Linked DNA regions of Homo sapiens: all the other regions are linked to region 3. Evidence: chromatin contacts called from ENCODE Hi-C data. All regions are on one chromosome and are shown on one strand. Each heading gives the region's core, a stretch centred on a gene start or an enhancer-like site at or near the end of the contact. The rest is flanking DNA. Distances are from core to core; before and after follow the strand shown.

The links. Hi-C counts contacts between places; a loop is a spot of excess contacts on that map. Pooled maps may share reads with other maps.
Region 1: a pooled map shows a loop between it and region 3 (2.6-fold over the local background). The contact joins the enhancer-like site here to the promoter of LINC01358 in region 3. A Hi-C loop is called at or near these places in 4 of 37 single-sample maps with no recorded cell type and 4 of 50 pooled maps.
Region 2: a loop to region 3 is called in a map with no recorded cell type, with 5 times the contacts of the local background. The contact joins the promoter of TACSTD2 here to the promoter of LINC01358 in region 3. A Hi-C loop is called at or near these places in 5 of 37 single-sample maps with no recorded cell type and 5 of 50 pooled maps.

Annotation. Positions count from the first base shown.
Region 1 is chr1:59,353,183-59,356,675 of GRCh38, reverse strand. The region is part of intron 4 of FGGY (FGGY carbohydrate kinase domain containing); the gene reads right to left. Among named protein-coding and RNA genes, the nearest start is that of FGGY, 58 kb to the right of the region's middle. Within about 2 kb of position 1,780, at least 10 of the 41 ENCODE cell types and tissues checked have a DNase peak (open chromatin) inside an H3K27ac peak, as active enhancers do.
Region 2 is chr1:58,575,859-58,579,423 of GRCh38, reverse strand. TACSTD2 (tumor associated calcium signal transducer 2) reads left to right here and starts at 2,172. Exons shown (of 1, transcript NM_002353.3): 1 at 2,172-3,565. The coding sequence starts at 2,268. The coding sequence ends at 3,239. RefSeq lists enhancers at 2,014-2,708, 2,709-3,404.
Region 3 is chr1:59,018,889-59,022,205 of GRCh38, reverse strand. It overlaps LINC01358 (long intergenic non-protein coding RNA 1358), which reads right to left and starts at 1,730. Exons shown (of 3, transcript NR_110626.2): 1 at 1,583-1,730; 2 at 629-718. RefSeq lists enhancers at 1,859-1,968, 1,999-2,048.

The DNA.
Region 1 (3,493 bases), core at 531-3,030, 330 kb before region 3:
ATGCACCTAGCCATCAAAAATGGCATGAGATGATTTAATAAGTTCATCCGCTCATTCATCCACCCATCAAAATATATAATAAGTTATTAATGTTAGAATTTAAACATTGCTCTGGAGGCTAGGGACACTGAGATAAATACAGCACAATGTAATGCAATAAATTCTAGGGTAGAGATAAGCATAGAATGCCACAGGGGACAGAGTGTAGGACCCTAAGTCAAGGAAGGCTTCCTGGAGGCAGTGAAGGCTGGGTTTTGAACTATTATTATAAGTTTTCCTGGTGAAGGAAGAAATTACTATAAGTTTGCCAGGCAGAAGGAAAAACCTGAGCAAAGACCCAGAGGTGTGAGAGAATACAGGCATGGAATCATGAGAGCCCTGGACCAAGAAATTCGCCATCTGGAATGCCTTTCCATTTCTCTAAGCGCTTGCTAGAGGAAAAGTAATGACAGATTCCTTGAACAAATTCCCACAGCCTAAGTCTCAAATTCAAGTGCTCAGAGGGGTAGGGCTGAAAAAGGAAATGAGTGTAGCAGGCTGGGTGAGGACTGCTGCAAAATGAAGAATGCCGACCCCTTCTAAAGAAGGCAGCCCCTATTCAGCTCCAGCCGTTCCCTTCTGCATGGAAGTGTGGACCCTGTATTGCCAAGTTCTTTCATTATTTATTCAGGAAAATAAATAATCTGAATTTTCAGATAAAATTTCTCAATTTTTAAATATTGGAAACTAATTTAAAATTGTTTATTTTTTTTTTCCAAGCACATGGTAGGTCAAACTAAACCTGATTGGGGACCAGATTCAGCCAGTGGTCTGCCAGCCTGTAGCCCTGGCAAGTGGGAAGAAATGAGTGCCCTTTAAAAGCAGGCAGTGAGAGGCAATAGTTAGATCCCAGGAGCTGGAGGCAGACTGGACTAGGTGAGAATCTGGGCTCTACAACCTACTATTGTGTAGCTTTGGGGATGCTACTTAAGTCCTCTGAGTCTTGGTTTCCTCATACTGCCACACAGATACAGTAAAACAGCATGCTGTTACACTGTGTCACTAAAGGGCAGAGATAAAATTCTGCCTGTGAAGTCCCTAGCATGTTGCTTTTTAGGAAAATAAGCCCAAAAAGAAAAAAAAAAAATCCCTTGCTCAATAATGAAGTGTTGTCAACCAGAAAGGTTAGCTATGACTACAAGCTTTGAATGGAAAATTACTAAGTAATAAAAGCATGAGCATTGTGCTAAAACAGTAGCAAACTCTTCCAACCATGAACAGTGTACCAGTATTAATGTTTTCTTGTGTGTATATGGCCAGTCTTTTTTTCCATACTGATAGTTTCTTTAAACAAATGTATTTATAAGACTGTTCATTAGTCTTCTAACTTTTCTTCCCTTTAACATTACAGTATGTAACAAACCTGCACGTTGTGCACATGTACCCTAAAACTTAAAGTATAATAATAAAAAAAAAACAGTATGAAGTTTGTTGTTGCTATACAAATATTTACTATCTACCTAGCACATATGCCAGAATGATTTTTTTAAGGTCATAAAACATACTGTGTCACACCCATGTTTAAAGCCCATCAACCATTTCCCACTGATCTTGGAATAAAACTCAAACTCCTGCCCCTGGCCTCAAGGCTGCATGCAGCAGCCTTTGCCCACTTCGCCAAACCCCCTCCTACGCCTCTGTGCCTTGCTCATACCCTCCTGGCCCAGCTGACCTCCTTTGCTGATCTCATGAGGTGCTTTCCTCCCCCACAGTGAATCTGTTGCTCCTCCTTCCTATCTCATCATTCAGGTCAAACAAAAACTCCCAAGAGAGGCCCACACTCGCTATGCCAAATCTGTTCATCTGTGTTTTTCCTTCGTAGCATTTTCCAGAAAACAAAATTACTTTGTGTGTGTCTATTTTCTGCCTCTCTACACTAGACTCTAAGTTCCCAGAAGCCTACCCCAGGGCCCTTATCCCACTCATTCACCTTGGCATCTCCAGCGCCCAGCAAAGTGCCTCTCACACAGGAGACACTCAGTATTTCTTAAATGAAACAATGAAGCTACTGACCATTGTTCACAGCCTCAGATCCTCCCGAAGCCATCACCCACAAATTTCTTCCCTAAACTAGTTTATGCAAAGCCTGCAAAGCAAACGCTGAAAGAGGCAGTAGAGCAAAATGGTGATAAGCCCGTACTCTGGATGTGAAATGCCAAAGTTCAAATCCCAGCCTTGCCACTTATTAGCTGAGTGACCTTGGGCAAGTTGCTTAAAGTCTCTGTGCCTGTTTCCTCATCTGTAAAAGACAATAATTAGGCTGGGCACAGTGGCTCACACCTGTAATCCCAGCACTCTGGGAGGCCGAGGTGGGTGGATCACTTGAACTCAGGAGTTTGAGACCAGCCTGGGCAACATGGTAAAACCTCATCTCTACAAAAAAATACACAAATTATCTGGGCATGGTGGTGTGTGCCTGTAGTCCCAGTTACTCAGGAGGCTGGGGTGGGAGAGCCGCTCAAGCCTGGGAGGCAAAGGTTCCAATGAGCCAAGACTGTGCTACTGTACTCCAACCTGGGTGACAGAGCAAGACCCTCTCAAAAAAAAGAAAAGAAAAGAAAAATACAATAATTATAGGGTAGCTGTGAGAAATAAATGAATTATCATGGGTAAAATGCTTAGAAAAGTACCAGATGTATTAACAAGCACTACATACGCTTTAGCTCTTATTTTCATCTATTTTCTTGTTCTGCTCTTACTGCTTGGTTGCTCTGTATCTTTATTCTTTAACTAGACTGTAATTTCTTGGTGGCAGAGACCACTTCTGGATTCCCACACTGAAAGTGCACAGGTTCCCATAAGGTAGCAGATGAGGGAACAGAGCTAATGGTGTGGCTCTTGACATGGGTTTGCTTACATAGTATGAGACCACGAGTAAGTTATTTAACTTTTTTGAGCTTCAGTTTCCTCATCTGGTAATATAAAAAGAGATAATATCTGTCCCACAGACTGCTGTAAAGATTAAATAAAATAACTCTTGTGAAGTAAAAACATTCTGAGACTGGCGGCACTGGTAAATGTCAAGGGAAACAAGTAGAAGGTACTCAAGTAAGTTAATCAGCTTTACAGCTCGAAGTTGGCTGCCTTTGGAATTGGTATTACACATAGGATGTGGGTGATTCAAATAAATGAATGACTGAAAATATGTTCTGTGCTCTTCTATTCTCTATTTTCTATGATTGTCTCTAGAAACTTTGATGATGGTTTCTAGAATTTTCCTTAATAAAACAGGAAAAAACATATCACTCATTATGGCCAGCCCCATGAAATAGGATATTTTAGTCTTTAAAATTATCTCAGTTAGTGATAGGATGTTACTGAAATGCCCATCAGTAGAAACAAGCACTTTTAAACACAATGATAATGAAAATAAAGTACCATTTGAGTATCTACTATATAAGCCACTTTACAAATACCTCACTAACTCATAACTCTACAAGACTGATACTATTGT
Region 2 (3,565 bases), core at 923-3,422, 440 kb after region 3:
GGAATGATCTTAAGGGCTAATATAAGAAGCATGAATTTTATCTGGAGAGCCGAGAGCACCCCCCTCACTCTACTTAACAGAGAGGAGGTGGGCACAGACTTCTGATTTAGAAAGTCTTCTTGGATGCAGGGTGGACCGAGGTCGGAGAGGGGAAAAGAAACTAGAACCTGACTCAGATATCTGTCCAAGGAAGACCTGAACAGAGACAGTGGGGATAGACAGCAGAGGACTATCCCACAATTCCTCATGTTTGTGGATAAGAAATTGTCCCTCACGCGGATCACGAGGTCAGGAGATCGAGACCACCCTGGCTAACACGGTGAAACCCCGTCTCTACTAAAAATACCAAAAAAATTAGCCGGGCGTGGTGGCAGGCGCTTGTAGTCCCAGCTACTCAGGAGGCTGAAGCAGGAGAATGGCATGAACCCAGGAGGTGGAGCTTGCAGTGAGTTGAGATCATGCCACTGCACTCCAGCCTGGGTGACAGAGCGAGACTCCGTCTCAAAAAAAAAAAAAAAAAAAAAAAAAAAAAAAAAAATTCGCCGGGCGTGGTGGCTCATGCCTGTAATCCCAGCACTTTGGGAGGCTGAGGTGGGCGGATCACCTGAGGTCAGGAGTTTGAGACCAGCCTGACCAACATGGAGAAACCCTGTCTCTACTAAAAATACAAAAAAAAATTAGCCAGGCTTGATGGCTCATGCCTGTAATCCCAGCTACTCGGGAGGCTGACGCGGGAGACTTGCTTGAACCTGGGCGGCGGAGGTTGTGGTGAGCCGAGATCACGCCATTGCACTCCAGCCTGGGCAACAAGGGCAAAACTCCGTCTCAAAAAAAAAAAAGAAAAAAGAAATTGTCCCTCACATGTCTCTGCTTCCTCTGTCTGTCAAGGCAGAATATATTTCAATCTTCCTGCCTCAGGAATTGCGTGAAAATTAATGGGACAGAGGCCCAGCTGGCTTTCATCTGCTAAACAACACCCTTGCACGACTGGTGGTGCACATTAAATGCTGAACATATAAAATGTGCTTTGATGGAGGACCTGGGAATAATTATAGCTTGCTAATTATTGTTAATTTTACCACAGCTTTGAAACTCTAGACTTTCTCAATGACTCAAAAAGAGATTGCAACCCCTGTATGCCATGAAACTAGCCACACAGTGGCAGACAAGCAATTTCTCACAGGCTCCATTCTTTCATTATTTACATGGTTCAGCTACTTACGTGGGATACAGGAAAAGAAAAGCAACGATTTGCTGTGTTAGAATCAAATTGTACAAAAAACTCTTTACAGTCTTGCTGGCTCTTTAAGAATTTGTTCCTGTTTGTCTCTTTATAGCCAGTGCACAAATAAATATTATGTGCGTGTGTGCCTGTGTGTGTGCGCTTGTGTGAGGTACAGAAAATTAGTGTTTAACAGAACTTTTAACCCTCTGGACACCAGGATACCTGTGTTTTACCCTTGATATGGTGAGTAACAGAACTGCTTCCCTAACTTCCCTTCAGATTCTGTGTCACTTCGTGTCCACAAACACTTTATTTAAGGTCTCATCACTCCTAGGCAGGGTGCCAAAGACCCCTCTCAGAAATATGAGGAAGTTGATAGCAGTGTGACTTCAGGTCTTTAAGCCTCATCAGTACCACCTATAAAACGGGTCTGATAGTCCCTACCTGTCAGGACTGGTGTTAGGATGAGATAATGTTTGTGAACTGTAAACTATATAAACGTGTGCTACTGTGAGAACTGGACAAAGAAGAGAGGGAGTGAGAGAAATTAAGGGAGGGCTGGGGCTGGGAAAGAACGAAAAGGGAGTCGCGTATAGAGGAGAGCGCGACAGTCGCGAGCCACACTTTGCAATGAAACTCTTTAGACTTTCTGCCGGGAGAGCGGCCCAGACGCGCCAGGTCTGTAGCAGGAGGCCGCGCCGAGGGCGGGTCCCCAGAAGCCTACAGGTGAGTATCGGTTCTCCCCTTCCCGGCTTTCGGTCCGGAGGAGGCGGGAGCAGCTTCCCTGTTCTGATCCTATCGCGGGCGGCGCAGGGCCGGCTTGGCCTTCCGTGGGACGGGGAGGGGGGCGGGATGTGTCACCCAAATACCAGTGGGGACGGTCGGTGGTGGAACCAGCCGGGCAGGTCGGGTAGAGTATAAGAGCCGGAGGGAGCGGCCGGGCGGCAGACGCCTGCAGACCATCCCAGACGCCGGAGCCCGAGCCCCGACGAGTCCCCGCGCCTCATCCGCCCGCGTCCGGTCCGCGTTCCTCCGCCCCACCATGGCTCGGGGCCCCGGCCTCGCGCCGCCACCGCTGCGGCTGCCGCTGCTGCTGCTGGTGCTGGCGGCGGTGACCGGCCACACGGCCGCGCAGGACAACTGCACGTGTCCCACCAACAAGATGACCGTGTGCAGCCCCGACGGCCCCGGCGGCCGCTGCCAGTGCCGCGCGCTGGGCTCGGGCATGGCGGTCGACTGCTCCACGCTGACCTCCAAGTGTCTGCTGCTCAAGGCGCGCATGAGCGCCCCCAAGAACGCCCGCACGCTGGTGCGGCCGAGTGAGCACGCGCTCGTGGACAACGATGGCCTCTACGACCCCGACTGCGACCCCGAGGGCCGCTTCAAGGCGCGCCAGTGCAACCAGACGTCGGTGTGCTGGTGCGTGAACTCGGTGGGCGTGCGCCGCACGGACAAGGGCGACCTGAGCCTACGCTGCGATGAGCTGGTGCGCACCCACCACATCCTCATTGACCTGCGCCACCGCCCCACCGCCGGCGCCTTCAACCACTCAGACCTGGACGCCGAGCTGAGGCGGCTCTTCCGCGAGCGCTATCGGCTGCACCCCAAGTTCGTGGCGGCCGTGCACTACGAGCAGCCCACCATCCAGATCGAGCTGCGGCAGAACACGTCTCAGAAGGCCGCCGGTGACGTGGATATCGGCGATGCCGCCTACTACTTCGAGAGGGACATCAAGGGCGAGTCTCTATTCCAGGGCCGCGGCGGCCTGGACTTGCGCGTGCGCGGAGAACCCCTGCAGGTGGAGCGCACGCTCATCTATTACCTGGACGAGATTCCCCCGAAGTTCTCCATGAAGCGCCTCACCGCCGGCCTCATCGCCGTCATCGTGGTGGTCGTGGTGGCCCTCGTCGCCGGCATGGCCGTCCTGGTGATCACCAACCGGAGAAAGTCGGGGAAGTACAAGAAGGTGGAGATCAAGGAACTGGGGGAGTTGAGAAAGGAACCGAGCTTGTAGGTACCCGGCGGGGCAGGGGATGGGGTGGGGTACCGGATTTCGGTATCGTCCCAGACCCAAGTGAGTCACGCTTCCTGATTCCTCGGCGCAAAGGAGACGTTTATCCTTTCAAATTCCTGCCTTCCCCCTCCCTTTTGCGCACACACCAGGTTTAATAGATCCTGGCCTCAGGGTCTCCTTTCTTTCTCACTTCTGTCTTGAAGGAAGCATTTCTAAAATGTATCCCCTTTCGGTCCAACAACAGGAAACCTGACTGGGGCAGTGAAGGAAGGGATGGCATAGCGTTATGTGTAAAAAACAAGTATCTGTATGACAACCCGGGATCG
Region 3 (3,317 bases), core at 481-2,980:
CAATTCCTGAAGTTAGCTTTTTAATGAATTTATTGATTTGTCTATTGTCTGTCTTTTCCAGCCCCTTTCCCAATTAAAATATAAGCCCCATGGTGGCAGGGGTTAGCTTGTCTTTTTTGAGGCTGTGTCTGCAGCTTAGAGTAACGTCTGACACACAGTAGGTGCTCACTTATCATTCAGTGAAAGAGTAACCTCAAGCGGAGGCTATTACTATACCATTTTTTTTTTCGAGATTGGGTATCGCTCTGTCACCCACGCTGGAGTGGAGTAGCATGACCTTGTCTCACTGCAGCCTCCACCTCCCGAGCTTAAGCAATCCTCTCACCTCTGCCTCCCAGTTAGCTGTGTCCACGGGCACACCCAGCTATTTTTTTTTTTTTTGTATTTTTGGTAGAGATGGGGTTTTACCATGTTGCCCAGGCTGGTCTCAAACTCCTGAGTTCAAGCAATCCAACTGCTTCGGCCTCCCAAAGTGCTGGGATTACAGGCGTGAGCCACCTTGCCTGGCCTATAGCAGTTTTGGAGATGAGGAAGCTGAGGTTCATGACAAGGCCCATGTCGACAGATCTGAGATCCAAAGCCCTTTTCAAAGCCCAAGTCTCTTACAGGACGAGAGACTGCCACTTACCAAGCACAGTGGATACGTTGATAGAAATATGATGCTTCTACTTTAATCAGACTTTCTGATGTTTCTCTTTTTCCCTTGTCTGTTTTGAAACTGTAGACAAACAGGCATGTGAGTCTCTAATTCCAGAAAGTTTTATTTACTAGCATAATAATAAAAATAATAGCTTCAAAGTATGCTAAGAACTTTGTATACACTATTTCACTTAATCCCCACAACAAGCCTATTAGAAGGATAATTTAATCTCCTTTATACACATAGAAAAATAAAATTCAGGAAGATAAAATACCCTACCTAAGGTCAGTGGTATCAAAACAAGAATCAGAAGATACAAGCAGTAGCTGAATGTAGTGGCTCATGCCTATAATCCTAGCACTTTGGAAGGCTGAGATAGGAGGACTGCTTGAGACCAGAAGTTTGGGACCAGACTGGGCAACATAGTGAAACCCTGTTTCTACAGAAATTAAAAAAAAAAATTATCCAGAGGCATTGATGTGCACCTGTAGTCTTAGCTATTTGGGAGGCTGAGGCAGGAGGATGGCTTGAGCCCAGGAGTTCAGGGCTGCAGTGAGCTATGATTGCACCACTGCACTCCAGCCTGGGTGACAGAGTGAGACCCTGTCTCTAAAGAGAGAGAGAGAAAAAAAAATACAAATGGCTTAATTTGAGAAGTGAGTGATAAAAGACTAAGGAAACCAAGACTCAAACTCACATCTCTTTGCCTAACCACAGTGCTAGAGTAAACACTCCCTAAAGGCAGGCTCTGAACTGGGTACCAAGGATACGAAGACTCATTCCCTGACCTCAGCAAGCTCATGGTCTAGAAAAGGAGGACCCAATTTGGACAGGAAACAAACCAGGCACAAAACAAGGGGAAGAGGAGAATGGAGAAGGAGGCCTATGGGGACATGCTGGGCTCCTGCAACCTTAATGGTGGTAAATATAAAAGGGACTGACCTTCTAGTTTTTCAGTGTAACACCAGAGCTGTAGAGGGAGAAGGGCCACTAGGAGATTCCATTTCAGTGATGTAGCCAGCAGGAAAGCCCCCATAAGTGAGAGCCTGGAGAAGTATCTCCTACCCTGGACTGTGGCAGGAGGGAAAAAGAGCAGTCACTGTAGGGTGAATAGAGTGGTCCTTAGATTTAGTGTTTTACTTCCCCTCCCAGCCTTGAGCCAGCTGCTGTGACTCATGGCTCTTTGGCTGCAGGAAACCCGTTACAACCTAACTTTCTGCCTAGGTCAATTGGTTTTGGTTTCATTTTCTAGTCTGGAGTATGATCATGTTGTCTATTAAACTCAGAAATTTTCTTGACATTTTCAGTTTCATGCAGAATGAAAAAGAAGTGGTCTTGTGACAATGTGATCACCTTGCTGAATGTTCTAGAGCTAACCAGTGGGACAAGGGACAAGGGCTTCCTTATCAGGATGGAGTCTCGGTCTGTGAAGCCAGCAGTCCCAGTATTTGAAAAAAAAGTTGTCTCAGTCAGTGTTCTAGCAAAAAATGGATGGTACACTCAAACTGTGTAACTTGGAGGGAATTTAAGGAAAAGATCATTTACTTAGATGCAAAGGAAACTCTGGGGCTTATAACAGCAGGCAGTCATTACCTTCCCTATCTCTTAAAAGGCAAGAAGAGGGAGCAGTTCCTGGAACAAAAAGACGGGAGTTGTAGGGAGAGGGCTCCCCAAAAAGAGGCTGCCTTCATGAGAAGAAAGCAGCCAAGCCCTAGCAAAATCCTAAAAGGAGGGAGCAGGGAGAATAAATCCCCCATCCTCACTCTCCTGCCACTCCCTGCATCTCTTGCTGGTAACTTGCAAAGGCTGGGCACAATTGGGAGCTAGAAGGCAAGGGAGATCATTGATGGGGCCCATGCAGGTCGGCCTCCTAGGGTGCAGAGGTGGGTACAGAAGGGTAGGGAGATCTGGAGAGCCATGGAAACTCATGTAACATGTAACAATAGTTATGGCTGGTTGACAATAACTATACAAAGAGTGTCGATTGTGGTAGACAACTGCCATTGACTACTCAGGATACATCTGGCCCTTTCAAAGCACTTTTATGAACTAGCTCTTTTGATTCTCACAACAAGCCCTTAAGGTGGGCACTGTCCTGGACCCATTTTCCAGACAGGGAAACCAGGGATGAAAGAGGTTAAGCATTCGCTGGGAAATGAAGGAGTATGAACTCAAACCCAGATGGCTGTGGTTACAGATCCAGTGCTTGTTGTCCACTGGATGGGCCCATCTTACCCAAAATGATAACCGAGGAGCTAGGTCCTCAATCATTGCTGAAGGGTAGGGACATGAGTATGGCCTGGGGAACAAGAGGAAATAGTTCCATAAGCATTGTTTAGCATAAATGAGATCAAACAAACATGCTTCATTTAAAAGATGTTAAAATATCACCCAAGTGGGTGGGGGTGGGGAGACAGAACCAGAGAGAACGAGCGAGAGCGAGCATGCACCAACTGCACGTAGGATACGAGCCAAATGTCTAATTATAGCTGATAAGGCTCCTCCTGATCTGTGCCCTGCCTACTCATCTTTCCCTGTTCCCCGTGGGGCACTGTGTCCCAGCCAAAGGAAACTCTACTTAGTTCTCAAAATAGCCCTAGGTCTTCTGCCTGGGACAGTTCACCCCACCTTGTATTCGCCCACCTCAAATCCTATTTATCTATTGGGTCCTAGTTTT